Regions from separate parts of the Mus musculus genome. Here region 1 is linked to region 2. A link is a contact called in ENCODE Hi-C or POLR2A ChIA-PET data. All regions are on one chromosome and are shown on one strand. The core of a region is the stretch at or near the end of the contact, and the rest is flanking DNA. Distances in the headings are between cores, read along the strand shown. Region 1 holds the start of Zfhx2 (zinc finger homeobox 2). Region 2 has its middle 38 kb from the start of Ngdn.

Region 1 (4,139 bases), core at 467-2,966, 38 kb before region 2:
ACAGCCCCTCCTGGGCCAAGAGTGAGACAGGCAGGGAGCATCATGGGAACTTGGCACTTACAGACATGGCATTTTGAGCTTAGGAAGGCATTAAACAAACTCCTGCTTCTGGTCTATGGGTTGGATCTTATAGAACACAGAAAATACCAGTGCTTCAACAAGACTGAAAAGTAAAGCCAAGGATCTGAGTGGGGAGGGAACAAGTCCGAGACCCCATCTCTTCTCATTAGCCCAAACCTCACCCGTCCGTCCTCTTTTGTAGACCCACTTGCTCCTGGCCATGGTACAACCACCCTCTCCCGCTTCAGTTATATGAGGATTGAAGAACCAGTTACAAACTTTATTTACTGTTACATGGTAGAAACTCAAAATATTGGTTTCATAAGAAAATATGCCACGCAGCAAGCTTGGGCTCTGGAGACCACTGAGGGTTTACATCATGGGACTATTACTTATCGGCCATGCAATCTTGAGCTGGGAAACCTTATTTTCCTCTAATATAAAATATAAAATAAAGTCCTGTATACTCTGCTTTACAATCTTTTTTTTTTTTCTAAGACAGGGTTTCTCTGTGTAGCTCTGGTTGTCCTAGAACTCATTCTGTAGACCAGGTTGGCCTCAAACTCAGAGACCCACCTGCCTCTGCCTCCCAAGTGCTAGATCAAAGGCGTGTGCCACCACGCGCAGCTTCGCTTCAGAATCTTAAAATTTAGAATATAAAACACTGATGAGCTGTTAAGGAGAAGGAACCAAAGCCTCCCATCTCCCTTCCCAACACTGAGTTAAGAACACAACAACACTGAGAGAAACACTATGAAACTGCTATGAAACAGAATGTTCTAGTAATCAAACGGGGGGGGGGGGGACGATAAGACTAGAAGAAGGGAGTGAAATAGGGATGAACCTCCTGAAGGCTCTGCGAAGCAATAGTGCTTTAAAATAAAACAACACCCAGCACTTGGGAGGTAGAGGCAGAAATCTAGTCTATAAAACGAGTTCTAGACAGCCAAAGCTACCCATAGAAGCCCTGTCTCGAAAAAAAATTTTTTAAATAAAAATAAAACACACTTCTGTAAGCAGGATAAAGAGGAGGGAACAAGAGTTTTAAGGGACCTGCCCTTTTTGCAGGCATAGGGTAGACCTACTGCCTGAGTCAAGGAAGAAGCCTGTGGATATGGACGGTCTGCCCCGCCCTGAGATCTTGGCCCCCACCCAGGTCCCTGCGTCCTGGGACACCGGTTGACTCCGCTAGCTGTCTATAGAGGGCGGACACCTATAGACTACAATTCCCAGTATGCATTGCGGCGGGCGGGTCGCTGCACCTGCTCAGTGGGGCTGCCCCGGGCGCCTGGGTATTGATTATTCCATTGTGTGGGACGCCTTGGCTCCAGCCAGTGAATGAGGCGGAGGAGTGAGGGCTTGAAGGAGGAGGGCGAGGAGGAGGAGGAGGAGACAGGGAGCAAGCCAGTGCCCAGGGTGAATCAATGGAAACCCACTCACGAAGCCGGGAAAACACTTCAGCCGCAGCCAAATAGCATTGATTATTTTCTTTCACTTCCCTCACCGCCGTGAATTTATTTATTTTTCCATCTCCGTCCCTGACGCCCCGGAGCGAGCGCTGAAGGGAGGGAGGAGGAGGGGCAAAAAAGGAATCAACACATCGGAGAAGTCCCTTCCAAGAGCCGCCCCCTCCCCTCCCCGCCTCGCGCTGCTTGGCGGCCGCGGTTCGACTCCCGTCCCTGCTTCCAGCTGAGGTGTAAGTGCATCGATTTCCGATGCTGCTGGGTTGGTGTGTTTTTTTTTTTTCTTTTTTTTTCTTTTTTCTTTTTTCCCCCCTCTTCTCTGCCTCTCACTCTCCTTCCCTTCCATGCTCTTCCGAATCTCGAGATCGAGAAGAGAGGAGGCGCTGGGAGATTGCTACTGGATGGGGACGGAGAGGGACGGGAAGAGGCTGGGGGAGGGGACTCAGACGGACAGACAGCCGGGGAGAAGGGGACAGGAGTACTGGGGAGAAAGGGCGCGCGAGTGGGGATGGGGAAGAGGCAGAGGTGGAAGAAACGGAGAAGGGAAAGATAGGGCCAGCCGGACAGAGGGCAGCGAGAGCCTAGACGTACCGCGCCGAGCTCTACCGGGAGCGGGGTTCCTGGAGGGAAAGGGAGGCCGGGTGAGTGCGAGGGCTCTGAGCTATCAGCCTGGAGGGGCCTGCAGCGCATAGGATCTCAGCTGGCTGAGAGATGGGGGAGAAACCCGGGCGGAAGGGCTGATGGATGGGCTAGCGCGCCGGGGTGCCGTGTGGGAGGGGGAGTGTATATCTTTAATGTTCATTTTTGCCTGAAGTAGGTGAGGGGAGCCCCATTGGCGGCGAAGCATGCCTGCCCTGCTTCTCCTGCCACCCGGACTCTCCATCCGCTCTCATTTTTTGAGCTCTGGACCACGCTTCTCACTGTGCCTGCGCCCCCACTGATCTGTGGTTGTGCCATTTTTCACTTGGCTCCCCACCCCATCTATATCCAGTTCTGTGACAGTGACACCTCTCATCCGAGTGATCCTTTCCGAGTACCCCTGTCCCTGTGTGTCACGCCTAGACTGCCTGACTGGCCATCCACTGCTCTCCCTCAGGGTCTGTCTGTACAACTGTGGCCTTTTCAGCTACTTTGGAGTTTGCTTATCAGCCATGATTGTGGTAGTCTGGGGTCAGGGACCTGAGAAGTGGGGGCATGGAGCCGATGTGCCTCCCCCTGAAGACCCTAGTGCCCTTTCAACGTGGGCACAACAGCCTGCTATTCACCCTGGGCAGGAAAGCCTCGGAACTTCTGACATTGTTGATCCCCTTGTTTGGAGACTTTGGGTCTCCAGTGTGTCCTCTGCTTTTCCAGGGGCTTTCCATCGCCAACCTCATCCATGCTGACTTAATTTTCCTCCCTTCCCCCACTCTGCCATTGTATATACATTTATTATCTCACCAGTTTATTTCACCCTGTTTCCATATCCTTTTATCTGATATGGAATATTCTCCTTGCATATTCTCCATCTTTGTTTCCTTTCCTCCTTAGTCAACCAAAGTTGCTGAGGGTTTTGTTTGCTTGTTTGTTTATCCTTTATCCTGTCATCCAGCATTTTAACCCAAGGAGAAGATGTCACAAGCAAAGGGCTGGGTGAGAGGTAGCGGTTATGTTTTGTGGAGGCTCATAAGCAGGCCAAGAAATCAATTTAATGGTCTTCCAGGGTCAGACAACTCTTCCCCCATCAGTGCCCCAGCTAACTGTCAACTTTAATTCTGTAAGGGGATGCTCTCTAGGACTCCAAGCTCCACCCTACCAGGTCACCCCGTGGCTTTTTCTTCACTTTTTAGCTCATTTTCCTCATGGGATCCTGGTATTCTTCTCTTTGGATTCAGTAACATTCTTTATGAGACAGGCTTTATTATTCTCAGAAAACCTATCTTGTGCAAGGGCTGTGCTCATTCCGTCTAAAGAATGGTAAAGGTGGATAATGGATTGGAGAGTTTATCCGTGGGTTTAAATCCATCATTGTTTTTCCAGACCACAGCAGCTTAGACGGATAGAAAGATGAGGCAGATGATGGAAGGAGGAACCAGGTTCAGTAAAAACACAAGTTAAGGAAATGTCTGGCCAAAGAGAACGGTGAAAATCTGTGCAGAAGGGAGAGTAGGGAAGGTCGGGAACCAAGAAGGCGATTAATGAAAAATTGAGCAAATGAAATAATTAAATAAATATGAGTTAATAGCTGTACAGGAGGAGAGAGAAAGATGAGCGAGTATTCATGAGGAGGGGTCAACAAAAGCAATATTAAATTAATACCGTGGGGGGAGGGACGAACTAAGGAGTAAGATGAGGTGGGAGAGAGTATGGCACAAAGAAGGTGTGGACAGGCAAAGACAGGAGTGCTGGAGCAGATCAGAGCCACAGAGAGCCCTGGAAAGGGAGAAGAGGAAAGAGTGGGGCATCAAAGGAGACAGACGCCTCTAGTGTAAGGGGACACAGCACGAAGACTGAGGCAGCGAGCGAGCACTGCAGGGGGTGAGCAATTTGGAAAAAATGGCCTGGCAGACTACCACTAGGCCCTCAAAGAGAGATGCTTATGAGGAAAGAAATTGCAGAGATGGAGAGAGAGGGAAG
Region 2 (3,849 bases), core at 219-2,718:
CATGCCAGCACAACACTGCCAAGTGTGGCGGCATCTACTTGGTTGGGTGCCAAGCAGAAGGACCCAGATGGTGATGATGAAAGGGGGGAGGCAAAAGAAAGGCGGGGGAGGAGAGGGAGGCACCAGGGAGAAAAAAATCAGCCACACTTGTAAGAGTGGACAGTACAAACAGGATCCACAAAAGGGGACCCTTCCCGTTTCACAGCTCAGCTTCACACGCAGCCCCTTCCCTCCCCCAACACCTGCAATGCTGGGGACATACAGACCAGGCTAGAGGGTACGGCCATCTTCAGTGGGGAAATGACTGGAGGCCAGGAGGACGGTCAGGGCTCTCCATTCTTCATCCTTGGGGTCTTAGTCATGGCCTGCTTCCTCCATTGTATCCTTGTGCGGTACTCCATCTGTCCTTCATCTCTCCATGCCTAAGAAGTGATGAGAAGGAGGACCTGGCAGGGAAAAAAAAAAAAAAAAACAGTCTATTCTCCCAAATGAAACACCCTTCATCTTCACTATCTAACTCCTGGCAGGACAGCCTTCCCAACCACATTGAGAGGGTCACTGTCACCCTTCCCAATCCACACAACACCACAGCCATGCCAGGCTCCATGGGCAGCACCACTTTCCCTGTTGTCTTCTTCAGTGTTCTCTCACAAAAAGGCCCCACGGCCAGCCCAGACGAGTCCTCCCTGGGTAGTAGTGGCACAGTCCCTCCTCCTACCCCTTCCAGTTTTTCCTGGCACTTCCCCATCTACTCTCTCCACTCTCAGACAGGAGCAGAGGTAACTCCTTCCTTCTCCACACACTTCTCAGAGCCCTAGGGGGGCAGCGGCATCAGCAGCCAGTCCTTCCTTCCTCTCTACCTCCTCGTCCCCTTAGTTCCTGTAACCCCAGACCTGGCACAAGCCTACAGTTGTGATGCCAACAGCTCTTGTGTGCCGCATCTTCCCCCCAGAGCACAAGGACTCCTGTCGCTGCCCCCTCCACTTGTCCCCTCCCATCTCCATGGGCACAAGGGTGGCAGCTGCAGTGCCAATGCCTGCAACCATACAGCATGAAGCAACTCGTGCACCCTCTTCTCCCCTCCGAGGCCCCGCGCTTCTCCCTCTTTATTCCACTCCATCCTTCTGTCCTTCTAGTTGGATGCTACAGTGGCAACCACAATGCCAACCCCCACCCATGCCCAGGAGGCTCACATACAACACATGCGTATGCGTACATGTACATGCGCGCGCACACACACACATACACACACGGCCCCATGAGTGCCAGGCAGCGGTGGCAGACACACAGCAACGCAGTGACTGGTACCCGAGGAGGCAGCCAGATTCGGCACCTGATCCAGCACCCATTTGGGATTGGGTGGTAGGCAGGCAGGCGAAGGGGTGATGGAGGCAGGCGATGGCCTTAGGTTGGCAGCCGATGGAGCTAGGAGAATGGAGGGAACAGATGCTCTTTGCCCAGCCTCCCTCCCTCTCTCTCCCTGAGATCAGTGCCAAGCTGGGGGGATGGGGAGAGGGGAAGATGGGGGAAGGGTGGCATTTGGAGAGCTGGCAGGCGGGGGAAGCTGGGTCCGCCCAAGCTGGGCAGTGCCGGCACTGGCTGCCGCCTCTCCACTCTGCCATCTGTCTCGCTTCTCTCCCCACCCCCTTTCTCTCTTTCTCTTTCTCTTTTTCTCTCTTTCTCCTTCATCCATAGTGAAATGAAAAGAGGAAGACAGAGTCCTCATTCCACCCATCCCAACCTCTGTACCACCCCCGTCTTTCTCCCCACAACTCACCATACCATACCATCACCAAGTCATCTGTGCTCTCTCCTTCTGGCTCGGTCACCTTCTTTCACTCGCCTTCACCCTCATGCCAAAACAGGTGCAATTTAAATATATATATATATATATATATATATGTATATATATATATGTACATTTTATAAATATGTGTATGTATATATACACACACACACACACACACACACACATATATATATATACATTAAAAGGCAACTTAAAATGAAAACTATTTTCTTTGGAATGCCCTGTTCTTCAGAGTCTAGGTCCTCGGTGCCAATATTTATGTGGCAGGCAGAGGGAGGGGACCCTGTCCTCAGCTGGTGCCCATGAATCCCATGCCAGGGAGGAGGGGTGGCTGGGGTGGGGCGGGGGTGGGGTGGGGTACCGGGAGAGCTTTCTTCTTTCTGCGCCTCTGGTTGTTTCTTTCTTTCTTTCTTTCTTTCTTTCTTTCTTTCTTTCTTTCTTTCTTTCTTTCTTTCTTTCTTTCTTTCTTTCTTTCTTTTTTTTTTCGTACTCTTCCACTTCCGGAGTAGATTCAAATAGATCTAGAGTCCTCCCCACCCCCAGCCCCCCCAGCCCCCCAGCCCTGGTCCCCACCCCAGCCCCTCAGCCCTGGTTCCTAGGGCCCCTGCATCCTTCTCGCCCCGCTTTTGATTTTATTCCTCGATCACCCTTTCCGGTTTTGTGTGTGTACGTGTGCGTGCGTGCAAGTGTGCTTGCATCCATGGCAGTGGGCACCGTGCCAACCACCACACTGCCATCTGCGATGCCTTCTGCAGCCTTGGCTACTTCTCTCTGCCACCTTCAGCTCGCACCCCCCACACCCCTCCCAGCATCCTGGCTCCCCACCTCCAGTCCCCAATCATTAATTAGCTACTGAATTAATTAAATCGTGAATGCTAATTAACATTCCTACAGGGCAGGCTGCCAGGCTGGGGGCAGAGGGAATGGAAAGGCAAGGGGAGATCTGGAGGCAGAGAGGGAGCCTGTCTGCTTAGAACAGAGGAGACAGGAGGAACCCAAAGGAGGGATGAAGGAGAAAGAAGGCAAGGTGGTGAAGACAGGGCAGAGCTGCAGGTAGAGGGACTGGCATGGAGATGGGGTGTTAGACACGGAGATGCAAGTGAATGACACTCCTTCCTACACAAGTGAGATGACACCCATTGTCAACACACTAACCTCTGTCCCAACCACAGGCCAGCTCAGAGCCTCGCACAAGGGACTCTGACAGTGGCATAGCTCAGTGGATAAATGTGCTTGCTGCCAAACAGAACAAGAAGGGTTCAGTCTCTGAGAACCATGGGGTGATAGGAGAGAATGGACCCCAGCAAGTGTCCTTTGGCCTCCATGTGTACACCACAACATATGTGCCCATGTGCATGTGCGCATGCACACACGCATAAATAAATGTAATATAACAAAGGAAAGAAAAGGATGCACGGTGGTGGCATGTGCCACTCAGCACTTGGGAGGCAGAGGCAGGAGAATCTCTGAGTTCAAGGCCAGCTTGGATTACAGAGCAAATTCCAGGACAGCCAAGACAGAGAAACCCTGTCTTGAAAAACCAAAAAAATAATACAAAGGGAAAAAAAAGGAAGGAAGAAAAGAAGGAAGGAAAAAAGGAAGGAAGGAAGGAAGGAAGGAAGGAAGGAAGGAAGGAAGGAAGGAAGGAAGGAAAGAAGGAAGGAGAAAGGGGGGGGTTCAAATCAGTATCAAGAGCTACGATGTGTCTGCCTGACATTGACCCTCAGACCTGATCAGAAGAAAGTCCTGGGCTCCACAAGGCCTGTGTCGTCCTCTTCTGGCTGCCATAGGCACCAGGCATACACATGGTGCACATACACACATGCAGACAAAGAACTCACAAGCATAAAAATCAATACATCTTTAATCTCACTATTATTATTATTAGTGTAGTGGTTCACTGTCTCTGTCTTTGGACACACACCAGAAGACGGCATCAGATCCCATCACAGATGGTTGTGAGCCATCATGTAGATGCTGGGAGTTGAACTCAGGACCTGTGGAAGAGCAGTCAGTGCTCTTTACCTTTGAGTCAGTCC

Evidence for each region. Hi-C counts contacts between places; a loop is a spot of excess contacts on that map. ChIA-PET counts read pairs that join two places held with the same protein, here RNA polymerase II (POLR2A).
Region 1: a map of left cerebral cortex shows a loop between it and region 2 (5-fold over the local background). The contact joins the promoter of Zfhx2 here to the enhancer-like site in region 2. A Hi-C loop is called at or near these places in 3 of 37 maps with a recorded cell type or tissue (all left cerebral cortex). POLR2A ChIA-PET finds 5 or more read pairs at or near these places in 5 of 5 experiments (Patski and embryonic stem cell).

Annotation. Positions count from the first base shown.
Region 1 is chr14:55,089,625-55,093,763 of GRCm38, reverse strand. It overlaps Zfhx2 (zinc finger homeobox 2), which reads left to right and starts at 1,716. Exons shown (of 10, transcript NM_001039198.1): 1 at 1,716-1,756.
Region 2 is chr14:55,051,479-55,055,327 of GRCm38, reverse strand. No RefSeq gene overlaps it. Among named protein-coding and RNA genes, the nearest start is that of Ngdn, 38 kb to the right of the region's middle. Within about 2 kb of position 1,468, at least 1 of the 3 ENCODE cell types and tissues checked has a DNase peak (open chromatin) inside an H3K27ac peak, as active enhancers do; it is left cerebral cortex, where a contact is called at or near this core.